Linked DNA regions of Homo sapiens: region 2 is linked to region 1. A link is a loop called in an ENCODE intact Hi-C map of the cell type or tissue named here. Cell type or tissue: OCI-LY7. All regions are shown on one strand. Each heading gives the region's core, and the rest is flanking DNA. Links, peaks and the distances in the headings are about the cores only.

The links. Hi-C counts contacts between places; a loop is a spot of excess contacts. Peaks named below come from ENCODE experiments on the same cell type or tissue, not always from the same donor. Only the 100,000 strongest peaks of a DNase experiment are listed, where the experiment ranks them.
Region 2: it touches region 1 in a loop (1.8-fold over the local background); 1 of 110 quality-filtered maps calls a loop at or near these places.

The regions. Positions count from the first base shown.
Region 1 is chr1:86,771,286-86,778,930 of GRCh38, forward strand. No RefSeq gene overlaps it. Among named protein-coding and RNA genes, the nearest start is that of SH3GLB1, 71 kb to the left of the region's middle. RefSeq lists an enhancer at 2,327-3,526. In OCI-LY7, for the core only: no CTCF peak of the experiment used is centred there; DNase peaks (open chromatin) are centred at 2,206 and 3,166; H3K4me3 peaks cover 2,174 bases; H3K27ac peaks cover 3,259 bases.
Region 2 is chr1:87,047,802-87,055,446 of GRCh38, forward strand. The region is part of intron 1 of HS2ST1 (heparan sulfate 2-O-sulfotransferase 1); the gene reads left to right. Among named protein-coding and RNA genes, the nearest start is that of LINC01140, 78 kb to the right of the region's middle. In OCI-LY7, for the core only: no CTCF peak of the experiment used is centred there; DNase peaks (open chromatin) are centred at 4,350, 4,810, 5,390 and 5,850; H3K4me3 peaks cover 3,979 bases; H3K27ac peaks cover 5,000 bases.

The DNA of each region.
Region 1 (7,645 bases), core at 1,130-6,129:
TCCACCATAGAACTTGGCAAACCTAGTCATTGTCAAATCAGTCATCTAAATCAGACTGACTTTCTGTCAGAAAAAGTCTTACTTCATTTTTCAATTCAAATAAGCATATTTATGCTCATCCCTGGGACAAACATCTCACTTTCAAATTCTAATTGAAAGATGGATGAGTGGATAGATGGATGGATGGATGGATGGATGGATGGATGGATGGATGGAAGAATGGATGAATGAGCCCTCAGAGCCTTGCCAAGAGTTTCCCTCTTGGATAAGAATAAAAAGTTCCCTTCAACATTTCCTTCTGGCACCCATGGGACTCCCCTCAGGAGCAAGGCATCCTGGAATTGTCCCTTCGCTTTGTGCCCTGGGAAATCCACATTAATAGGATTTAGAATGGATGAGAGGTTTGTTTGTCATTAATAAAAAAGGGAATTTTAAAAGGAGGTGGGAAGAGCCAACCAATCACAGACTTGGCAGATCAATCTTAGGAAAAAGTACAGTTGGAAATTGAGAATATAAAAATTAATTTCCTTACAAGAAATGTAAGGGCCTCATGGAAAGTCATTTGCTCTCCTCCCAAGGGTGGGCATTCCCGTTGGGTTGAAGACCACTGCCTGGAGGTCAAAAGTCTAATTTCACACATGGACTTGTGTGAGTCTAAGCATTAGAGCTTGCCAGCTTTCTGACCCACCTCTTAGTTTTAGGAGACTCCTTCGAGGTCATGTACTCAATTCCTCTCAGCTTTGTGTCAACTGTTCATTGTGGCCTATTTTCATTTTATTTCCTTTATAAAGTTCTAAATTTCTCTCTTTTTTTTTCAAAGTAAATAACCACTTTCATGCTAGTTTTCTGTGGTTATGTAATTGTAGTTTAGTTTATGTAATCATTTTTAGTTAAAATTTCTTATTGATACATGATTGTATATATTTATGAGGTGCATGTGATATTTTGATACATGCATACAATGTATAATGATTAAATTAGGGTATTTAGGATATCCACCACCTCAAACATTTATCCTTTCTTTGTGTTGGGAACATTTAAGTCTCTTCTAGCTATTTTGAAATATACAATAAATTATCATTAACTATAATCACCCTACTGTGAACACTACTGTGAATGGCTATCAAATACTAGAACTTATGCCTTCTATTTAACCTCAATTTCTTGAATGAAGAGGCTGTGAAAACTTATTTTAGCTTCTCTCCTCTTTCTCTCTCAAAAAAATTCCTGGCCTGGGCATCTTTTTCCTGGTTGAAAGGTGTCTAGATAACCACCTTGGTAGTTTCAGGTGGGTTGGTGAACACAGAAACTGGATTTGGAGTTGGATAGTCTTACATAAACCTGTGGAAACATCTTAGTAACTTTTCCTGCCCCCACAAAGACCACACACCCCTCTATAGAGACAGGAGTATTTTTAGTAAAATATGCTACTAGTTGCAGGTTGATTTTCAGCCTGCCATTTTATGAAGTCCTACTAGACTTGCTGGAAACTTGGAAAATGCTGTATCTGCTCTAGTCTACAGCAGTAGGACACCAAGCAGTCCATTGAGTTCAGTTCAGCCACAGTTATTACACTTTGTGCACCTACTAAACAAAAGAAAAACACAGTATTTCTGCCTTCGAAGAGCTCACAGATTACAGGTAAATCCAGGGTATATACACATACAATCTCAGTTATGATGGCTGCCAGGCTAACCACCTTCCTAGTGATTTAGGCTGCTGAAAGTCTTAGAAAAGGACTGTAAAATCTCCTAACATAAAAAGTGGCTAAAAGAGGTATTAGGAGTTGATCACTTGGCTCCCCTCTCTGGGTCTTGCCCAACTCTAGCCACAACGACAAGCATCCAAGTTAAATTCTCACTTCCAAATCTAATACCTGCTTGAAGAACTTCCCAGTTGCCTCTTAGCTTTGCTTCATGGCACATTCCTGGTAAATCAAAATTCTAAACAAATTTATCCTGTCAACAAGGGACTATTTACCACTCCATAAATCAACCCAGATTTTTCATCCTGCTCTACTATATACGATGGGTAAAGTATTCTAGGTGATCTTTGAGCATTTTATCTTTTTCTTGAGAGAGGCAGATTTGGGGCACGATTCTGAATCTTCTGGGGCAGGCAGGTGCTCTCAGACTTTGGTTTTGATGTAGTGGTGATAGCTGTGGTCTTCACTGCGCTACAGGCCAGCTGACAAGGATGTTGCTCTCCTTCCAACCTGGGGCTCTTGGTTATCCTTGAAGGAGAGGAAGTGAAATCTTCTTATTTTAATGACCTAATCAGAGGAGCTGAATCAAAACACCATTTGGCAATACCTCAGTACATGATTCTCTAAGGCTCACAAAAAAGTTTTGAAGGAAAGGGTAGTTTGTACTTTCTATCTAAATAAACATTTTCTGAAGTCACAGTACAAAGAGTAGACTACAAGTCCTAATGACCATGGATATCATATACAAAACAAGATTAGTACCTGAGCTTAGGAGGGAGTATTTGTACTTACAACATCTAAAATATCAAATTAATGAGTCAGAACTTTGGCCTTCATTCTATCTGCCTTTGTAAAACATATCTCAGACTTCTCAGGGTAAACTTGATCTGATTCAAACTGGAAACAAGGTATCTCCTGGCCGAGATCTTCTCCTTTCAGATTAAACAGTCTGAAAGGAAAAATGGGATCTTCCCCATTTTAAGAGAATAAACATGTGTCTCTGAGGGGAAAAGAAAATGAAAACATTCTATCAACCAGCACAGCACACTGAGGAAGAGCCAGGTGCAAGCTCAGGGCAACAAGACACGTTTTCTCATTCTCCTTCACTGCCACCATCCTTTCCCAACCCCTGCACTCCCTCTGTCCCCCTCCATCCCCATTAAAAAACAGCAACAAACCGCTATGATTAATGACTAAAGAATAAGAGCAGGTGTACAATCTTTATACATTTTAGATTTGGATCAAATTCACTCTTCTCAATTCCTCTTCCTAAAGCCCCACCAATAATCCTTTGCCATCTGCCCCTCCTCCCCTTTCCTTTCTGAGGCTGCTAATGAAAGTGGGGTGGCCAGGACTGAAGAAGGACTTGAGCTGGCTGTCTCTGATTGACTCCTAGCTATCTCATGCCCCCGCTTCCTGCTGGCAGAAAGCAATGCAAAGTGACTGCTGTAGGAGCAGCTGCTGAAGCTCATTTCCCTCCCCCGATGCCTGTCACATTCTTGGGCAATATTTCAGAAGCTTACTCATCCTGCCACTCACTTCCCCCGCCCCCATACCCCTGCCCCCAAACAAGACATTAGGAAGGAAACATGAGAGATTTTATTTTAGCCTAATTGAGCAACAGCCCTTACTTCATCTTGAGTAAGATAAATGGGCTGTCCAACTTCACTTCTCACTTTATCTGTAATGAGGTTTCTCTCTCAACTGTTTACCAAAGTATTAAAAAGCACTTTGTAGCGCCGGCTGGTATATTCCATCAAAGAGAGTCAATAGAACAGATGAAGACATATGAGAAAGTCAGGAGATAAGGTGCCTTTTATGAAAGTTCAGATTCCAGACCTATTAAAAAGAACCGCTTCCCCCTCTGTGAATTCAGGGACAAAAAAAACAACCTTTTCCTCTTTGGCAGTAAGGTGGTTTCTCATAGGGTAGGACAGCACCTGGCAGGTTTTCCCAGAGTCTGATCGAGGTGAATAATTAATTGTAGTCATTAATGTCCGGGTGGTAAGAAATTGCCAGAATTGTAAGATCCTAATAGGCCATTAGCATCTCTATACTGGATGCACTTTAGTGGACTCTTCCTCTGACCAGCAGCGATGAAACACTGTTCTGTTCTTGCTCAGGCTCTGTCTCCAGCTATTCTGGAAGAGTCGGTCACATTCAGATGTTGAAAGGTACAAGATAGGGAGTCCGAGGAGCAGACCCTGCTCAAGATTTTGACACTAAATGCTGTGTGACCTTAAATGAGCCATTAAATCTCACCACTATATAATTTCTTCCCTTACAAAGTAGGGAGGAACTATCTCATGCTGATAACTGTTCTGATAGGAAATCTGTTTTGATATATTGTGATTTTTACCTAAGAATTAAGTATGGATATTTTGTTGCATTATAGCCTCAGTCCTGTTTGTAGCTGTCATTCAACAGTATGAGGGCCTACTATGCCTGTACTTGTGGTAGGGAGGAAGACAAGACATATAAACCTGCAAAGTGAAATAAAAGGCACAGCCCTGTTGGAATGGGAAGCCAAATTTCTACTCCTCATTCAAAACCTCATGAAATATCTCTCCCTGACTGCCTCCCCAGCTATCTTGGCAAACAGTGCATTCCATAGAAGATCAGGGCCTTTATCACCTCGTGCAGTCATCTGTCTTTTCAACCTCCTCTGACAGCCTGTTATCTTCTAAAAGAAAGGACAGTGTCCTGCTCATTTCCTTATTCCCCCATCCCTAGCATAGTTCCTGAAATATGGTAGGCATGCAATATTTCTACATAAGTAAATGGATGGAGTGAATAATAAATGCCAAATACAGACCATAAGATACAAAAGAGAGGCAGCCATGGTGGACAGAGCCCTGAAATAGGAGCCAGAAGATCAGGGTGCAAATCATCAACTTATTATTCCATGAAACTCTGACTTTGGGCTCTCTGTGACCCAGTGTCCACATCTGAAAAGTGCTAATGCCCAAACCAAACAGGGTTATTGTGGGAATTAGGTAAAATGCTCTAAACAAAATTTAGCTCCCTTATCTTGTATTCCTTTTCCCTAAATAGTTGGAATACAACACTGGAGTCCAAGTTGCAACCCGAGGTGCAACTACAGGTTTCTAGGTTATCCAAGAAGGAAGAAGTTGTAAACCACAGGAGTAGATGAATTCTCAAGGAGAAAATGAAGAGAAAGAGGCTGATAACAATATCCAAAGGAATATACACAATTACAGGGCTGCAGAGATCATGAGCTAAAGAAAAGACTGAAGAAAGACGACATTGTATCATGCATCTAATTCAAGAACAGTATGGTGAAATCTACGGAATGTCATAACAAGGTCCAGGAAATAAAAGACTAATTCATTATGCATGATTATTTTGGCTTCTAGACCTTAAATTTTGGTCATGGTTTAAAGCTCTTCTAGTTGGATGACCATAAAAATTCTCAATGCATTTTCAACAGTCTTACAAAAATGGAAGACAAATTTTGTGAAGGGAAAGAGAACTTATGAATATATCCTTTTCCCTTTCTTCTTTCTTTTTTTTTTTTGTTTTTTGAGACAGGGTCTCACTCTGTCATCTAGGCTGGAGGGTGGTGGCATGTTCATGGCTCACTGCAGTTTCAACCTCTGAGACTCAAGCATTCCTTTCACCTTAGGCCCCCACAGAGCTGGGACTACAAGCATGAACCACCAGGCACCACTAGTTTTTGTAGAGACGGGGTTACACCATGTTGTCCAGGCTGGTCTCGAACTCCTAAGCTCAAGCAACCCACCCACATCACTTCCCAAAGTGTTGGGATTACAGGCGTAAGCCACCACGACTGGCCAAACATCCTTTTTAAAATGAGTCATATGAAGACTTTTTAGGCCCAGGCATGGTGGTGCGTGCCTGTAATTCCAGCTACTCAGGAGGCTGAGGCAAGAGAATCACTTGAACCCAGGAGGTGGAGGTTGCAGTAAGCCAAGATCGCATCACTACACTCCAGCCTGGGTGACAGAGTGAGACTCTGTCTCAAAAAAAAAAAAAAAGACTCTAGACCAAGAATGGACCAAAACAGACAATAGTGGTGGTACACCACTTGTCCTGGACACGCTACTTCTATTATTCTATTATTCCATCCTTGGGTTGCACTCATGTTTGTGGCAAACTCATTCTGGCTCATATTAAGTCTGTGGCTGACTAAAGCAACATTACTGCTTTTTTTTTTTTTTTTTTTTTTGAGACAGAGTCTCGCTTTGTCACCCAGGCTGGAGTGCACTGGTATGACCTCAACTCACACCTCCACCTCCTAGGTTCAAGCGATTCTCGTGCCTCAACCTCTTGAGTAGCTGGGATTACAGGCACGTGCCACCACACCCAGCTAATTTTTACATTTTTAGTAGAAACAGAGTTTTATCATGTTGGCCAGGCTGGTCTTGAACTCCTGACCTCAGGTGATCTGCCCACCTTGGCCTCCCTAAGTGCTGGGATTATAGGTGTGAGCCACTAACCCCGGCCGACATTACTTTTTTAAAGTGTAATTTAAGCCCAAATTTGCTTAACAGTCTACTCACCTAATTAATTATTTTGAACTTAAGTTAGGTTCAACTTGGACTTAATTGATTCTGTCAAAACATATTTAAAGTATTGATTCAGACATTCAAATTTGAGTTAGTCCTCCAAGATTTTTGTCACCTAAAAATTTGACTGTCATGCCTTCGCTGTGTTTCCTTACCATTGATTGTTTTTTAAGATTGAATAGCATTTTACTAGAAACAGGACCCCAGTTAACTATTCCTTAATCCATACACTTCTGTTTTGTTTTGTTTTTTTTACTTCTTAGAATTAATCTAAATAAAAATCCACTAAATTAAGGGCTCCTTGAGGGCAAGAACTGGGCTTATGTAGCTTAATATTTCGATCAACCCAAGGCCTGGCAGACAGTTGTATCCAGCTACATTTCTCTCTCCATGTCCCTCAGGAAGTGCCGTCTAACTCTCTGAAAGCCAGACCTCCTGGGTCTGCAACTTCCCATGGTCTCTAACTGGGCAACCAACATTTTTAGTAAAAGCATTACTAATTCCTACCATGTTCTTTCTGGCTCAGAGAGGTGCCACTTTCTTTTCTTAATTTTCACAAAACATCTATTTTTTAATCTCGCCAAGCTTATAAGTAGCTTAATACCTGTAGACATAGTCAAGAAATAGTTTGAAGAACTAGCCTTACTTCTAGGCTTTACAAGATTGAAACCATGTTTTTCTGGGATTTGTTTTCTTGCTTTTCCTAACGTGATTCAGGGTGGACCTAATCCCGTCATTCCTTACAGTTACATGCTCATCCTGGGCTTGCCCCCATGTCTGAGCAGGAGGCAGTGGCACACAGGCAGTTAAAATATGATGGATGGAGAGAAGAGAACCCACAGCACCTTGTTCTGCAGAGACCTCTCCTGGGGTTAGGTGGCCGTAGGGATGAGTGCAGACAGTGGTTTCACAATTCTCTCACTTCCATTTTCTGATTTTGCTGCAGAGCTATCCCAGTGCTTGGCTTCATCCCTGGATTCAGCCCATTAGCTCCCCATGGACACACTGAGTCTCACACCCTAAGCAGAGCTCCCAAAGGCAGGCACAGACTTAGGCACTTAAGTCAGGCCTCTTTGGGCAGCCAAAGAGTCTCGTGACCTAACAGAATTTCAGGCCTATCCTGGAGGCCTAGTCAGCATAGGCAGGAAGTGACTTTTTTCTGATCACAGCCTCTACCTTATTTTTCTTTTGGAAGTAGAAAGAATCATGTTCTGGTTACCTTCCAGAGATAAGAAACCATCATGACTCACATTTATACCAAGTGCAGTTTATAACACACTTTTGCAATGAATTCCCACAATAACTTCCATTTTTCAGTTACAAAAATGGCTGCACTACAAAGTCAATTGACTTACCCAAAATCACCTAATTGGTAAGTGGCCATGTAACA
Region 2 (7,645 bases), core at 1,653-6,652, 280 kb after region 1:
ATCTGGATGTCTGTCTTCATGCCAGTACTATACTGTCTGGATTACTGTAACTTGATAACAAGTCTTGAGATAAAGTGGTGTAAATCCTTCAATTTTCTTATTTTTCAATTTGTTTTGCCTATTCCAAATTATTTACATTTCCATATTAGTTGGTCAATTCATACCAAAAAGTGTCCTGGGATTTTGATTGGGATTGCATGGCATCTGTATATAAATTTTTGGAGAATTGACATCTTAACAGTAGTCTTTCAATCATGAATGTGGCATATCTATTTAGATCTTATTTAATTTTTCTCAGCAGAGTTTTATAATTTTTACTGTATGGTCTTGTACATCTTATTGCAAATTTATTTATATTTTTGTGCTATTTTACATGGTATTTTTTATGTGAATTTCTGATTATCTGTTATTAGTAATATACAATTGATTTAGGTATATTGATTTTTATATCCTGCAACCTTGCTAAACTCATTAATTCTCGTAGCTTTTTTATTAGATTCTTTTGGAATTTCTACGCATTCAGTCATGCTGTCTGTGACAAAAGACAGTTTTACTTCTTGCTCTCTAATCTGTGTGCCTTTCTTTTTCTTGCCTTATTGCACAGGCTAGAGCCTCCAAGACAGTGTTGTGTAAAACTGATGAGGGTGGACATCCTTGCCTCATTCATGGTTTTAGGGTGAAAGTATCCAGTCTGTCTTTCAGTAAAGTATGATACCAGCTGAACATTTTTACAGATATCCTTTTATTAGTTTGAGGAAGTTCCCTTCTATTCCCAGTTTGCCGAGATTTTTATCATGCTTCTAGTCCCAGTTTGCTGAGATTTTTATCATGCTTCTAGTCCCAGTTTGCTGAGATTTTTATCATGCTTCTAGTCCCAGTTTGCTGAGATTTTTATCATGAATTGATGTTGGATTTTGTTTATGTGCATGTATTAAGATGAATACGTGGTCTTTAGCTTATTTAATAAGGTAAGTTACATTGACTTTTGCATGTTAAACCAATCTGTATCCTTGGGATAAACTACATAGGTATGATAATTGTCCTTTCATTTCACTAAATGTTGTTAATTTTTGCCTCTATAAGGGATTTCATGTCTGATTTTGGTATCAAAGGCTGGCTTCAGAGACTCAACTGGAAAGCGTTTTCTTCAAGAGTTTGTGTTGATGTTTTCTTATGTTGGTATTTTTGGTATTGGTATTTTTTTTGTTTGGTAGAATTTTCTAAAGCCATTTGGGCCTTTTGTTTATCTGTGAGAAAGATTTGTTTTCATTTTTTGTGCGAAGGTTTTTTATCTATACATTTAATAGATTTAAAAGGTTATTCTGTTTAGCTATCTGTGAGCTTCGTTAATTTTTGTGTTTCAAGGAATTTAGCAATTTATCAAGTTTATTGGCTACAGTTGCTTATAATATTCTTTTATTGTCTGTAGTATTCTCTCCTTTGTCATTTCTGATATTAATAATTTGTATCTTCCCTTTTTTTTTCTTATTAGTCTGGCTAGAAGTTTATCAGTTTTATTTTTATTTATTTATTTATTTTTGGCACAAAGAACTAGCTGTGGTTTAGGTCACTGGTGTTAGAACTGCCTTCTTTTCTAATATGATCGTGTAGTGCTGTATGTTTCCCTAAAAGCACTGCTTCAGTTACATCTTACAATTTTGATGTTTTTGTTTTATTAGGTTCAAAATGCTTTTCTACTTTCCTTTTTGTTTTTTTCTTTGTCCTGTGGGTTACTTGAAGTGTGTTATTTAGTCCAAGTATTTGTGGACATTTCAAATGTCTTTTCTGTTATTTTAAATTTAATTCTGTTTTAGTCAGAGAATATATTTTGTATGATTTGAGTACTTTCAAATATTTTGAACCTTGTTTTATGACTGAGAATATGGTCTGTCTTATCAAATGTTCCATGTACACTTGAAAAGAATGTGTATCTGCATTCTGGATGGAGTGGTCTCTAAATGCCAATTGGCTAATTAGTTGATGATATTGTTCAAATTTGCTGTATCTTAGTGATTTTCTGTTTACTATCAATTGTTGTGAGCATGATGGTGAAATCTTTAATTATACTTGCAGATTTGTCTGTTTTTCCTGTGAGCTTTTAATTCATATGTTTTTAAAACTCTCTTATAAAGGTACAAAATTGTTTAGGATTGTTATGTCTTTTTGATAAATTGACCCCTTTATCATTATGAAATGATCCTTTTTATCTTTGCCAGTATTCTTTACTCTGAAATCCATTTGTCATGAATATGGCTACACCAGCTTTTTTTGATTTGTGATAATGTGATATATCTTTTCTCATCCTTTTGCTTTTAAGTTATTTAATGTTTCTCTCATTTAAAGTGGTTTTCTTGTGGTCAGAATATAGTTGAATCTTGCTTTTTTATCTAGTCTGACAATCTCAGCCTTTTCTATGGTGTGTATGGATCCTGATAATTAGTACATTATCTTTTAATGTGCAAATATAAATGTTAGTAATTATAAATTAAGATTTAAGAATTTGAATAATTTGATAGATCCCATCAAGTAATCTTATTCCTAAAATTTCTATTTTCTTTATTTTTCGAACTTTGTTTTATTTAGACTTATTATTTCTAGGTTATCTTAGGCCACCAAGAAAAAGCCAAAATTGGGAAGTAAACTGGGACTACATTAGAAATAAAATGGCCTCCAAATATGAGAGATTATGCTACAGAGACTCCTGTAAAATTTTAGCTATAAAAGGGTAAAATGGAGAATGGTACCCACAGGGTCACAAACCAGAGTCAACAAATGTTGACTCCAGTGTTGCTTTCTAATATCTTCTGTTTGTTATTGATTTTAGACTACTTGCTCTTATATCACCTTGGGAGCTTTTAAGAAATACAGATTCCCCAGTCCCATGGAATTTGTTATACCCTGTAATCTATTTTAAGGTAATGTAACTTTCCATGTGATTCTTAGATTACTCTAGGGTCAGAAATCATGGTCCTGCCCTACTTATCTGACCACTTTAATCTCTGACTTTTCTGCCACTATCACTTTCTCCTACAGAGTCTTGGCACCATTACAGGAAAAAACCTCTGAGGATTAGTCAGGTGTGATATACCTAGAATATTATACTAAACAGTCTTGACATGTATGGAGCTTTAGCTTTGACTGTGCTATATGTAACATTAGGTTAGTAGAGATCAAATCACCTCAAACCTTCACTTTTAACATTATCCTTCACTTCCTTTTAATATTTCTTAGATTGTGGAGTGAAGAACTCTGTCTCCCATATGGTTTAATTTAGTATGCTATATTATTTTTATTAAGCAAATTTGTGTGTCTGCTGTATACTGGGTAATAATGGTCATCACCTTTCTTTCAGAGAAAGAAGTAGCTTTTAAACAAGTTATGCTCTCCTCCCCCAAAAAGTCACGTTAATTCTACATGATTTTTTTTTTTCAGTTTTCGTGGTTTGATTGGTTCCAGTGTTCAATTAGAATGTACTTAAATTTATGTTGCCTAATTCAAATAGATTAATGGGGATGAGGCAGAGTAACTCACAATAGAACAAACAGTTTTGAGTTACTTTGCCTTATCCCCATTAATTTTATCAACCCATACCTTTTCATAATGATCATAATTTTATTTCTGGCATAGGAAAATAAGCCAAAAATATTAATGGATTTAAAAAGCTAATATATAGGGTATGTAAAGATCAACAAATTATTTTAAAGTAGATATTAAAATGTCTATTGTATAGTAAATGTTCAGTAGTCTGCAAAATAAAGAATATTCTACTTGAGAATTTTTTTCTTACACTTGTTTCATATGATTAAAATTCAGTAAAACACAATTAAAACTCAAATTATGGTCAAGCATTAGTTTTTGTCGATTGATAACAACTGTCCAGCATTTTACTGGTCATTATTGAGAATATCAATTATCATTGCATTGTGGGCATGTTGAAGTGTCACTAGTAAAGAATTGTAGTTTACAGGATCCTGAATAATGGTTCTTTTTTGTTACACAAGACAAATGCAAAGGAAGACAGTTTTTGGAAATCGATGTTTAAAAAAGAACATCTTTAGAATATTAATACCTGTGACTAATTTTTAAAGATTCATGAAAAATACAAATTCAACTGAAAAGCTATAACAGTTTCTCAGAAGATACAAAGCTGTAAAATATAAAAAGTTTTAGGCCAGGTGCAATGGTTTACACCTGTAATCCCAGCATCTTGGGAGGCTGAGGTGGGCTAATCGCTTGAGCCTAGGAGTTTGAGACCAGCCTGGGCAACATGCTGAAACCCTGTATCTACAAAAAATACAAAAATTAGCCAGGCATGATAGCGCACACCTGTAGTCCCAGCTACTCCGGAAGCTGAGGTGAGAGGATCACTTGAGCCTGGGAGGTCGAGGCTGCAGTGAGCCCTAATCATGCCACTGCACTGCAGGCTAGGTGACAGAGCGAGACCCTGTCTCAAAAAAAATTTTTTTTTAACTCACTTTTTTAGTCTTAACAATGGGTAGTGTACAATCTACTTGAACTTCAGTTTTTAACTAGTAAGCCAGGACTGGAACTTGTAGTTTAATCAGAATTTCTTCATATATACGTGAATGTTCCTAGATGAATATCTTTAACATGGTTCTTGAATTCTTGGTTGTACCCCAAAAATGGTTTCAGTTTAAAAGGGTGTGGGGCAATGACCATGATTCAGAATTAATTAATGTTGCATTTTCACAGGGTTTTGTAACAGTTTATGCTCAAGAACAATGTAAACATTTCACTTGTGCTTTCCATAATGATGGTACAGCATGCTTTAAAGAGGAACTGACTAGCCTTAGGAGACGTAGTGGTTGGTGGCGAGCAGTGAGGAAGATGGGAAATCCAGTTAGTCCAATAGAATCAGTGCCATGAGTTAAAGGGTAATGGATGTGATGACCAGAATACCCTCACAACTAGTTTATACCATTACGTTGTTTTTCACAGATCTAAGGTACATCTAAAATTCCAATTAATGGGGTACAATTAATTAGTTACATGGAAAAGATAATATTCTATATCTGTCTTCTTAATAAGCCAACAGAAATGCCCTCTAGAACACCGATTCTCAAAGTGTTCCTGGACCATCATATCAGCATTGGGAACTGGACTGGCAAATTCTTAGTCCTTGGAATTAGTAGCTAGGGAATGTGGGAAGGCAGGAATTTGTATTTTAACAAATGCTCCAAGTAATTCTGATGCATGCTCAGTTTGAGAACCACTGCTTTAGAATATGATGCATATCAAACTCCAGTAAAATAATAGCAAGTTTTCAGCATTGCTAATTCTAATTTTCAACAGCTGCTGCATTAGGTTTTCGTTAATGATACCCAAACCCAGCTGGAGTTGAATCCTAGTTACTTCTTATTCTTTTTACTTACTAGTGAGTGGAGCACCAGGTGCAGTTGTTGAAGTGTGAAAATAATTTAGCTTTGTAGACAGTTCTGGCATTTCTTGATTTTGAAAATGCTTTAATCTTCTTGGTATGATATTTCAACAATCAAAGCACATCTATTTTAATGGCAGTATGGACTTGTGCTAAGAATTTAAGGAAATCTCTGAATTATTCCTACCAGTTTAATATCAAAATTAATATTTTAGCTGAATTACAAAGCTTATATATAATTTACTCCTATTTTATTTTTCCACCAGTATGTGCATTAAAAATTTTTTAATGTCTTCCTGAATAATTTACTTTCAACCTTTTTCACATCTTCTACAATATTATGTTTAGTTTTACTTTGGAAAAAAATGCTAGCAGAGATTTTAGTTAAATGCATTCTTAGTAGTAAGGTCCAGCTGCGTGCTTTGTGAGTTGCAAAACTCATGAGTCCTTCAAAAAACATTTTAAAGGCATGTCAGTAAGACATGAAACTAGCATTTATCTGCTGCAGTATACTTTGAGTATCTACAAGTGGACAACATGGTCAAAAGCACTTAAAATGTTTAATAGATTAGTACATGATCTTGCAGTGATAGTGCAGATTTGTTTTTGGTTGTATTGCACATATGTTATAGGTAATGTTGGTAATACAGATATTTAGAACCAAAAGCTGATGAATTCAAAATTCTCTTTTGATGTTTAAAAATAAAAATAAAATTCTCTTTTTTTTAACTGTGTACCTTCATGATCTCATTTACTCCTTTTACATCAGCTGATGCCTTTGTGTTGTGACTCTTAATTTCTATCTTTAGTTCAGAACTTTCTCCTGAGATGTATATCTTCTGTAACCTACATATTACTACCTGGATGTTCCATGGGCACATGAAACTCACTGTGTCTGAAACTGATAATCCAAATCTCTCCCTCATACTAACCCTGTAAATACATATGGAATCAGAGTTACATTAATAGCCTATTTTTCATTATTATAATAGGTCAAATAGCCTATTTTGGCCATTACCCTAGATGTTTGCACAGGGCTTCATTCTCCATTGAAATTCCTTTCTAATATTTCTGAAACTCTTCTAGAGATATCTCATGTGGGTTTTTTTGTTTGTTTTTTAAAAAGCAGACTCCCCTCTACCCATAAGAATCTGCTTGGTTACTTCCTTGTCCATAGAACAACTATCTCTAATCAAGCATCATCATCTCTGCTGCTTCCCCAAGAGGAAATGCCAGAAAGTATGGGAGCCTTCATGGTGCTAAGATTGATGTCACATTTCATGTAGAAATGGAGAAAGTTCTCTTATGTCCTCAGTAATGTCATACTTTATCACTTGTGAACCTGCTTTATGTGCCTGTGTGAAGAAATGGCAAACTATATACCAGCTATTCATGCATTTCTTCCTCTAGTATGTTTTTATTGCTAGGAAGCAACTGCCCACCAAGGATTAAATTTCTCACCACAACCCCTGCATCTAGGTAGGGCCATATGACTAGTGTTTGCCAAGATAATTAAGAAATGGTTGTGCTTTCTGCACTCTATCGGCCAGCTGGATCAAAAGACTTCAAGGTACTGTGGAGAATGGCAAAGTCAGAAGAGGAAAGGAGCATAATTCCTTGAATTACTGCATAAAAGGCTGTCTGCCAACCAGAAACACTCATGTTGGTACTTGAGCAAGAACTAAACTTCTTGTGTAGTAAACAATCGAGATTTCGTTACAACAGCTGATGTTTCCCTAATTAATACAGTGCCCCCTTTATATTACAAAGCCCTTCTTTGAAACAGCTCCTTAATCATTTCCCTGCATTCCCTTTCTCTAAAAACTCAAACACATAAATATCTGGAAATTCATGGGGCTGGGAGGGAACAGATGCCACATTACATTCTAATCCAGAACTTTTCTGCCATTGTGCCCTCCCCATCCTATTCCCTAGACCTGTTAGGCTTGGATATTGTTCTTACACAAGCTTGAAATAAAGCCTTATGAAAATGGGCTCTTCCACAGACCAGCTACATACTTGATTTCTCAGTTTGAACTTCAGTGTAGACTACAAACTATCCTGAATTCCTTTCTTCATCCCCATTTATTCTTCCTTCCCCAATTCTCAAATTCACTGAATGGTACCATCTTCCTCCTCAGTAAAGAAGCCTAGAGACAGTACCTTAGCCACTTCCAATTCCGTCTTCTACTCTTGTCACCTAAGCCTCTAACCCATTAACCTATCTCCTTCCAGTCCCCATGCTTC